Regions from separate parts of the Homo sapiens genome. Here region 1 is linked to region 2. Evidence: read pairs that join two places in POLR2A ChIA-PET (ENCODE). Cell type or tissue: MCF 10A. All regions are shown on one strand. Links, peaks and the distances in the headings refer to the core of each region. The heading gives the core; the rest is flanking DNA.

What was found. Peaks named below come from ENCODE experiments on the same cell type or tissue, not always from the same donor. Only the 100,000 strongest peaks of a DNase experiment are listed, where the experiment ranks them.
Region 1: POLR2A ChIA-PET joins it to region 2 with 5 read pairs; 2 of 35 experiments call an interaction of 5 or more read pairs at or near these places.

What each region holds. Positions count from the first base shown.
Region 1 is chr6:148,596,907-148,601,302 of GRCh38, forward strand. No RefSeq gene overlaps it. Among named protein-coding and RNA genes, the nearest start is that of UST, 150 kb to the right of the region's middle. RefSeq lists enhancers at 2,894-3,482, 3,087-3,381. In MCF 10A, for the core only: no CTCF peak of the experiment used is centred there; no DNase peak of the experiment used is centred there.
Region 2 is chr6:148,774,640-148,779,035 of GRCh38, forward strand. The region is part of intron 1 of UST (uronyl 2-sulfotransferase); the gene reads left to right. Among named protein-coding and RNA genes, the nearest start is that of UST, 30 kb to the left of the region's middle. In MCF 10A, for the core only: no CTCF peak of the experiment used is centred there; a DNase peak (open chromatin) is centred at 2,172.

The DNA.
Region 1 (4,396 bases), core at 316-4,315, 180 kb before region 2:
CATCCTTGGAAAAATCAGGAGATAGTCACTGGGATCACTTTCTGTATTCTGTGGTTCAGATGAGAAACCTCACTTGAGCAAGACTAGATCTCAACACAACACAGCATTGGATGCTCAACCCTCTTCTGCCAGAGGAGCTCCCAGATTTCACAGTTCCTCTTGTAACTGAACACAGGTTTGGCTGTTTGCCACCTGCAAAACCATAACAAGGATGGGGTGCTGTGGAAGGAAAGCGACTTTATTTTCTGAAGCCAGCAGTGTGGAAATGGTTCAGTCTCCTGTCTGTTAAAAGAAAAACTTCAGCTGAATTAAATTTAAAGGAGTTTAATTGAGCAATGAACAATTCATGAGTCAGGCAGCCCCCAGAATCACAGCAGGTTTAGAGAGACTCCAGGGATGCCTCATGGTAGGAACAAATTTAGAGACAAAGAAAGGGAAGTGATGTATAAAAATCGGAAGTGATGTATAGAACAGCTGGATTGGTTACAGGTTGATGTTTGCCTTATTTGAACACAATTTGAACACTTAGCAGTCTACGAGTGATTGAAGTATGGCTGTTGGGATGGGCCAAGACTCAGCTATTGTTACAGGCACATACTCCTAAATTAGGTTTTCAGTCTTGTCTGCTTATTAAGCTAGGTGACAGTTCATCCACAAGGACTCAAATATACAAGTATGGAGTCCTTCTCAGGCCCTATTTAGTTTGCTTTAACACGCCTTAACAAAACTACTTGGAAATTCCCAGGCAAAATGCTAAGGTTTAAGAAAGAGAAATTTGGTATGGAGGGCATGCAGTGCAGGACTATGTGACTTGTTCCAATGACTTATCCTGAGTTATTGTCTCATCTGGTGAATGGGCTGGCACCATCTTGGGTTTGACAGGGTTGTAAATTAGCTGCAGCCTTAAAGTAATCTCCTAGTCAAGGAGAATTCCATAGGCACCTGGATTGTCTGAAGATTCAGTCTCCAGAACTTCTAAGCAAACATAATTAGATAAACCAGCAATGCAAGGAAGTGCCTAGTGGAAAGAAGGAGAGTAAAGGTTACTATTTCATTAGTAAAAAGTTAATACAAAGGGCCACAGAAAGAAAAGGAAAAAAAAAAGTAAAAATAGAGTACTTAATTACACTCCCATGCCCACTAACCCTCATCTAGTAATAGACAGAGTTATCACATACACACATATGTAGGGGAGATTAAAAAAACTCTTCCTTTCCTCACTTAGCTTCTATGGCTGGGATACTGGAAATTAAACTGAAAAAAGACAGATGAATAAGAGAAAAACACAGTTTATTCACACATGCAGCATGAATACATTCAAGAGAAATCTGGTGATTGGTCTCTCAAAGGGGCGATTAGAACTTGGAGCTTATAGAGCATGTTAACAAAGAATGATAAAGTTGTAGAGAAGTGACAAGGAAAAGGGGCTTAGGCTTTCAGGGGTGGGAAGGTAAATATAAGGGGAAAGACAAGTTGTTTTCCTAAGGTTTGTTATGTAGATTTCATCTCTGGGCTGATAAGAATCTGATTACTAAGAGTTATTCTGCTCTTCCTGGTACAGGAAGGGCACCTTTCTCATGGGAAATTTTATGTCCTACTTTTAGATAGAAAGGGGAAGGTCAGAAAGCTCTTCCTGCATCTGCTGTTTTTCAAGTGTCTTCAGCTCAAAATAATCCTTATGCCAATGGCATATTTTGGGGTGGCATATTCTGATTCCCTACAATAAATACACAGTGAACTAAACTCCCACCTTTAATATTATTGCTCTCTCTCATATTGGCTCTTACTTAATATTAATAATTTCAGCTAACACTTTTGGAACACATTTTATATCCCAGGCACTGTGCTAAGCATGTCATATAATCTATGTCATTTCGTTCTTTCAACAACTCCATGAGACTCAAAGGGGTTAAGTAAGCCTTCCCATGGTCACACGAATAGTAAGTGGGAAGAGACTGAAAAACGAATTTAAGCCTGCAGATTACTTCTAGTTCTCCAAAGCCTCACTAACACTGTTGGGATAAGCTCAGCCAGGAGTTGGAGTGAAGCTATCTTTTCTATGTTTGTATTTTGCTATGCCAAACACCCTTTAAGGCTAAAAGACTCCAGTTATCCATCTTAGCTTGTTGGCCTTGAGAGGTAAGGAAGGTCTTTACACACAATGGGCACTTAAATCCATTTGAATGATGACTCTGCTGCCTTCATAACTTGTCAAGGGTTGGGACTAGAGTCCAGCATTCTGAGCCGCTGGATAAATCTGTCAGAGTGATTGCTGATGGCTTGTTTTCTTTCATTTGGTGGAATATTTATAGAAAAACTTTTAGCAGGCTCCAAAATGTAATATTCTCCAGAGATACATTTTTGGACCTTGAAACTACATCCTACAATGAAAAATAAATTGGTAGGATTTCAGATAAGGCTCCAGTATTGATTTGTAAATACCTCTCAGAGTATTCAGCTATGCTTAGTTTAATTCCGTATTATTCTTATCTAATTCTACCAAAATTTTAAATAAGCTATTAACATTTTTAAAATTGTTTAAAGTAAAAAATTTTAAATTATTTTAGCAATTTTATTGCCAAAAACCAGTTGTTGAGTTATTTCAAAACTTTCTCAGAATCCAGGAGTCAAACAGGAAATTTAGAAAACACGTAGTCCAATATTGTTTTTTGAGAACAGGACAGAGGTACAGTGAGGGGTCTGGATTTGTCTGAAGTCTCAAAGCTAGTCTTTGTCTCAGTTATAAGTAAACAAATCAAATTCAATGATGTAAGGAGATGTTTTGGGAAGTAGTTGTCCTTTTTCTGAATTTATTGCTTATTTTTGTGTCTTCAATGCCTGGCATAATGCAATTACAATACAACTGCTCAAGAAACATTTACTAAGTTAGATGATGTGTCAAAAATGTGATCTCTTTTCAGAAAAAATATTTGCTTTTATTAGTTACTGATCCAAATAATTTTTAAAACAAAAAATGTAAACATATCATAAAAGAAAAATTGCACCAGCCAGAGTTAAACAGTCAAGGAAGACTTTATTCAAGATTGTTGCAATAGGGGAAAGAGATTGAACTCAATTCCACAAAAACAAACGGTGGGAGAGTTTTCAAACTCTGGAATCAGCCAGTGGAAAAGTACTAGAGGGTGGAGAGAGGTGGGTCAATGTGATTGGGCATCTGTGTTTGCTAGCCTGTGTTTATCAAAGCCAGGCTCCTACCCATCCACAGAGAGGGCCATCTTTCTCAGTGATTACATTTCAAAGGGATGGTTCACAGGTCCTTGAGAAAGACATTCCTGGGCTGTAAAACTGGCAAGGAGCTGGGAGAAGATTTACATCTCAAAGGGGGCAGAGAAAGAATTTACAATTGCAAGTTTTCTAAACTAGGTGCTCTAAGAAAAGGAAAGTCAGGGCCCACGCGATGGCCCACGCCTGTAATCCCAGCATTTTGGGAGGCCAAGGCGGGCGAATCACAAGGTCAGGAGATCGAGACCATCCTAGCCAAGATGGTGAAACCCCATTTCTACTAAAAATACAAAAATTAGCAGGGTATGCTGGCACACACACCTGTAGTCCTAGCTACTTGGAAGGCTGAGGCAGCTACTCAGAAGGCTGAGGCAGGAGAATTGCTTGCATCCGGGAGGCGGAGGCTGCAGTGAGCTGAGATCACGCCACTGCACTCCAGCCTGGTGACAGAGCGAGACTCCATCTCAAAAAAAAAATAAAAAGACAGCAGCATTTGAAGGTTAAAAAAAAAAAAAGCAATGGAGCAATGCCTAAAATTCTGAAGGAAAATCTTCTGAAGAAAAACATTTTCTAAAAGAATTTCTACCTATCCATATTATTTATAAGCAAAGCTTGGCTAAGGTGAGTTTTGGGAGTGCAAACTCCCCACAGTTTTACCACTCATGCAATTTTTCTCGAGAAGTTAATATGTACCACCAAAATAGGAGAATGAACCAAGATACAGGAAGGCATGGAGAGTAGGAATGAAGAGATCCCATACAGGAAAGAGGAGAAAGACATCCCCCAGAGGACAGGGCAGGGTGCTCCCCAGGACACAGGCATTTAGATGGAGACAGACTAAAAGAGCCCCAGTAATTTTCCTTATGAAGATTAAAGTGATAGAACTGGAGAAGAGATTGAGATATCTGATGATGACTTAGGGCTTACATTCAGGATAAGGTCATAGAAACCCAACAGACTGAATATACAGACAATGGCCAGACCATATACAAAGATAGAACTCTGACCCACAACTTGGAGTAACCAGCCCCAGAAACCAATTCATTATCTACAGTAACCAGCCCAGGAAACCAGCCATTTTTCTACAAGTCAGATTTGTAGGAAGTTAGACTGTTATCTCTAGCAAGTGGTCCATGAAGGCAAACAGTCCCTG
Region 2 (4,396 bases), core at 282-4,281:
ATGGAATGAAAATACAAGCTGAAAAATTTGTTACTCAGACTTTCTTTTCAGCATTTTTTAGAGGATTTGTGAATTTCAGAGAAAAATGAGTGCATGAGGTCAGGTGCGGTGGCTCACGCCTGTAATCCTAGCACTTCGGGAGGCCAAGGTGGGCGGATCACCTGAGGTCAGGAGTTCGAAACCAGCCTGACCAACATGGTGAAACCCCGTCTTTACTAAAAATACAAAATTAGCCAGGCATGGTGGCAGGCGCCTGTAATCCCAGCTACTGGGGAGGCTGGGGCAGGAGAATCACTTGAACCTGGGATGCGGGGGTTGCAGTCAGCCGAGATTACGCCACTACACTCCAGCCTGGAGTCTGACAGAGTGAGACTTCATCTCAAAGAAAAAAAAAAGAGTGCATGAAAGAAAAGCTTGTTAATTCCTCCTTGACTTCATAATGATCTCACCTCTAACAAGGGTTTCCCAATATTGAGAATATCTTAAACATACATATGCTATCCTCTCCGTCCCTCCTAGGCCCGCCCTCTACCTGAGGTAACTAGTATTCTTGGTCTTGTATTTATTGTTCTCTGCCAAGTTTTGCAGGGCTTGAATATTATGTGAATTTGACAGCTTCCTTTAGGACAAAGAATAAAACATTGTCAGTTAAAAAAAAATGCCCACTCCAGTGCAGTGTCGCCCAGCGTGAGAGGTTGTGTGGAGAAGGGGAAGTTAGGATGGAGCGAGGTGGTGGTCTTTACCAATGGCAGTTTCCTTTTGCAGATTTTGCAAAAAAAACGTGAGCATGTGCGTTTATTGTTAGAGCCACCCCTCAGACTTGGAAAGGAGCTCATAAAAGTAAGGGCTCCTGAAATTTAAACTTCAGCAGTCACTGTGAAACTACCTCTGTGTATGTGTATGTGTGTGCATGTGGGTGTGCATACACACATACATCCCTGAAAACTGTGTTGGTTTTAGTTGATTGTAACTCTTTTTTTAATTAAATTTTTTTTTTTTTGGGGCGGGGAGAGAGTCTCACTCTATCCCCCAGGCTGGAGTGCAGTGGCACGATCTTGGCTCACTGCAACCTCTGCTTCCTGGATTCAAGCAATTCTCCTGCCTCAGCCTCCCGAGTAGCTGGGATCACAGGCACACGCCTCCATGCCCAGCTAATTTTTTTTGAAATTTTTAGTAGAGATGGGGTTTCACCATGTTGGTCAGGCTGATCTCGAACTCCTGACCTCAGGAAATCTGCCCGCCTCAGCCTCCCAAAGTGCTGGGATTACGGGTGTGAGCCACTGCGCCCGGCCTGGTAAAATATGAATTTTATACCTTGTTCTAGGAGAACAGGACGTATATATTTGATTGTTATTGCTATTGTTTTATAACTTGGAGGAATTATGAGCTGAAATTTTATTACTTACACTTTATTTTCTGCATTTTTTAAAGGACATGTGAATTCCAGAGAATTGTCCTTATTTATTTTGGCTGAATTAATAGGGCAAATTTGCCTCCTCTGAAGGAAAAAAAATAGACAAGAAAGATCTCTTTAAATACCAGCCTGGTGTTGTTCTGTGTTAGAGAAATTCTGGCTTTTGCTTCAGACCTCCAGTCCTGGTTTCCAGAAGAGGAGCACTTTCTGGTTCTCATTCAGGCCCTTAGTGGATCTTCTTCCAAGATTTTTAAAAATATGACCATTAGCTTACATTTTCCTATGTGTTCAATCCTCTTCTCAGCAGAAGTGTTTGCGGTGGATTTTTGAGGGTGGGAGTGTGGTCAATGACGCAACTGAGCCTTTCAGGGACTTGGAAATAAAGCTGTTTTATTGTGATGACCAGTTTTGTGCAGAATCATCTCATTCTTTTCTGCACGTGGTGAGTTTTGAAGTGAAACTTAAAGTTTAATGAGATACAGCAGCTGGAGTTGGGCATTTTGAAAAGAGGTAAAGAGAGATAATTGTAGTAAAACATACTGTAAGGCCTTACTTATCTGGAATAGCATGGAATGAAGAGCTCCAGATAATGGTGTTTTCTAGAAAGTGAAAGTTTAGAGCTTTAACCATCATACCCTCCCCTTTTTTCTTTAACCATTTGTTGGAAATCTCTTTAAAACATATTACACATGGTTTTCTTCTCCAGTGGAACTATTAGTCATCGTTTGAATCTCGTAAGACATTGTTTCTGGAATCTGGCTGTGATACAGTCATCTCCTCTGGATCCGTCATGATGGGTGGGACCCGCTGTCCTGCCCTTACCTGGCCTTGGTCTGTCCTGCTGGGTGCACTCTTGGGTCTGTTGTAGGTTTGCATCTCCTGTGTGGTCCCTTGGCCTTGTCCCTGCTCTCAAGTGGCTGGTCGTAGCAGCTCTCCATCCCACTAACCTGCTGATTCTAACAGGCAGTAAATTCAGGGAGCAAATACAGAACGTGTTGGAATTTGTAAAACAGCAGGAATGGCCCTCACTGGAGCTCCAAGTGCTTGCTGGATGTTTCCTCTCCTGGAGACAGGAGCCGTTTTTTCCTGGTGTGCCGGCTCACTTACCGCACTTAAAACCGACTGCTCTTAATGAATAAGGGAACAGCGTGCCTCATCTTTATCTCTTTACCTCTTTTAGACGTTAGGCCATTAGCTCTTATTTTCAGTTGTGTTCTACATAAGCAAGCCTGATGGATGACTCTGAATAAGTAAATAAGATTTAATTGAATTATGCAATTTTCAGTTTCTCTCAGATAATACCAAATCAAACAAAGGTGAAGCCAAACACACATAAAAGATTCGTTTTGCTAAAGCACAGTGTGAATATTTTAATTGACTTTTATTGTATAGTCATGTGCCACATAATGATGCTTTGGTAAAGGATAGATGCTTATTCTGATGGTGGTCTCATAAGATTATAATACTCTATTTTTACTGTACCTTTCCATGTTAATTTTTTTGTTTTTTGAGACGGAGTCTCGCTCTGTCACCCAGGCTGGAGTGCAATGACACAATCTCAGCTCACTGCAACCTACGCATCCCGGGTTCCAGTGACTCTCCTGCCTCAGCCTCCCGAGTAGCTGGGATTATGGGCACCTGCCACCACACCCAGCTACTTTTTGTACCTTTTAAATAGAGATGGGGTTTCACCATGTTGTCCAGGCTGGTCTCGAACTCCTGACCTTAGGTGATCTACCTGCCTCGGCCTCCGTAATCCCAAAGTGTTGGGATTACAGGCATGAGCCACCACACCTGGCCTAGGTATATTTAGATACACAAGTACATACTATTCTGTTACAGTTGCCTGCAATATATTCTGTACAGTCACATGCTGTCCAGGTCTGTAGCCTAGGAGCAATAGGCTATACCATCTAGCCTAGGTGTAGAGTAGGCTGTACCATCTAGGTTTATGCAGGTTCACGCTTTGGTGTTTGTACAATGATGAAATGCCCTAACAATGCATTTCTCAGAATGTGTCCCCATTCTTAAGCAATGCATAGTGGTAGTTACATATCAACAAAATTGAAAAGTAAAAAATAAAAATAATACAATAATTGTAATGATAAACTGAAATTTTAACCTTCACCTTAGCTATAAGAATAGAGGTATAGCCTCCTTTCCCATAAGGATTTCCTGGAGTACAGAGCCCTAGTTCCAAATTTTTTTCCAAGGCCACTCAGAAAGGGTTGTTAAGCTTCTTTGTTTTCTGTTTTAAACAAGAATTTCAGAAGCAAGATGTGGAGATTTTGCCTATTAGAGATTTTTTTCTTGGTCTTATTTTCTTTTATATCAAGTGATTTGACTAAAGGACTGAAAGTCCTGAGTGAGGATCCAGGGCCCAGGCAGACATACTAGGGCCTTGTGGGTGACAGAAAAAGGCACTCCTTGGGACTAATTCTACAACGGTGCCCTTCCTGAGGCGAACACTGGCACCATGGCTTGTGAATGGAGCATGGCCTCCCTTTCAGCCCCTGACCCCTCCTCCCAGGCCACGTCAGGCAGGGCACTCTGGTGTGGGGTGCAGTCCTGTGACAATCCCTGCATCAGTGTGGGGCCTGGCAGGAACATGGTTGGAGGCTCACAGATCTGAGTCCTAAGGCTCGCAGGGTCTGTCCAGGGCACCTGTAAGTAAGCCATCATCACTGACATTGTGTTGATTTAAGAATTGAAACTCCAGGCCTGGGGCAACTTGCCGAGGGTTATAAAGCCATTACATGGTAGGGAGTGGGGTCTTGAGCCAGAGCTCTGGTCATCTCTGATGACGACCAAGGCCCACCCCCCTCCATCCCATCCGGAATCCAGATTGCATTGGTTGAGCGTATCACCCCTCTCTTCCCTCTGTTTTCCATCCTCATGGTGGTCACAGCAGCTCAGCCCATTGCCCTCTTCTGCAAGGCCGAGCCCACCCTCCTGGGCTGCAGCCATAGCTGTGGCTGTCCT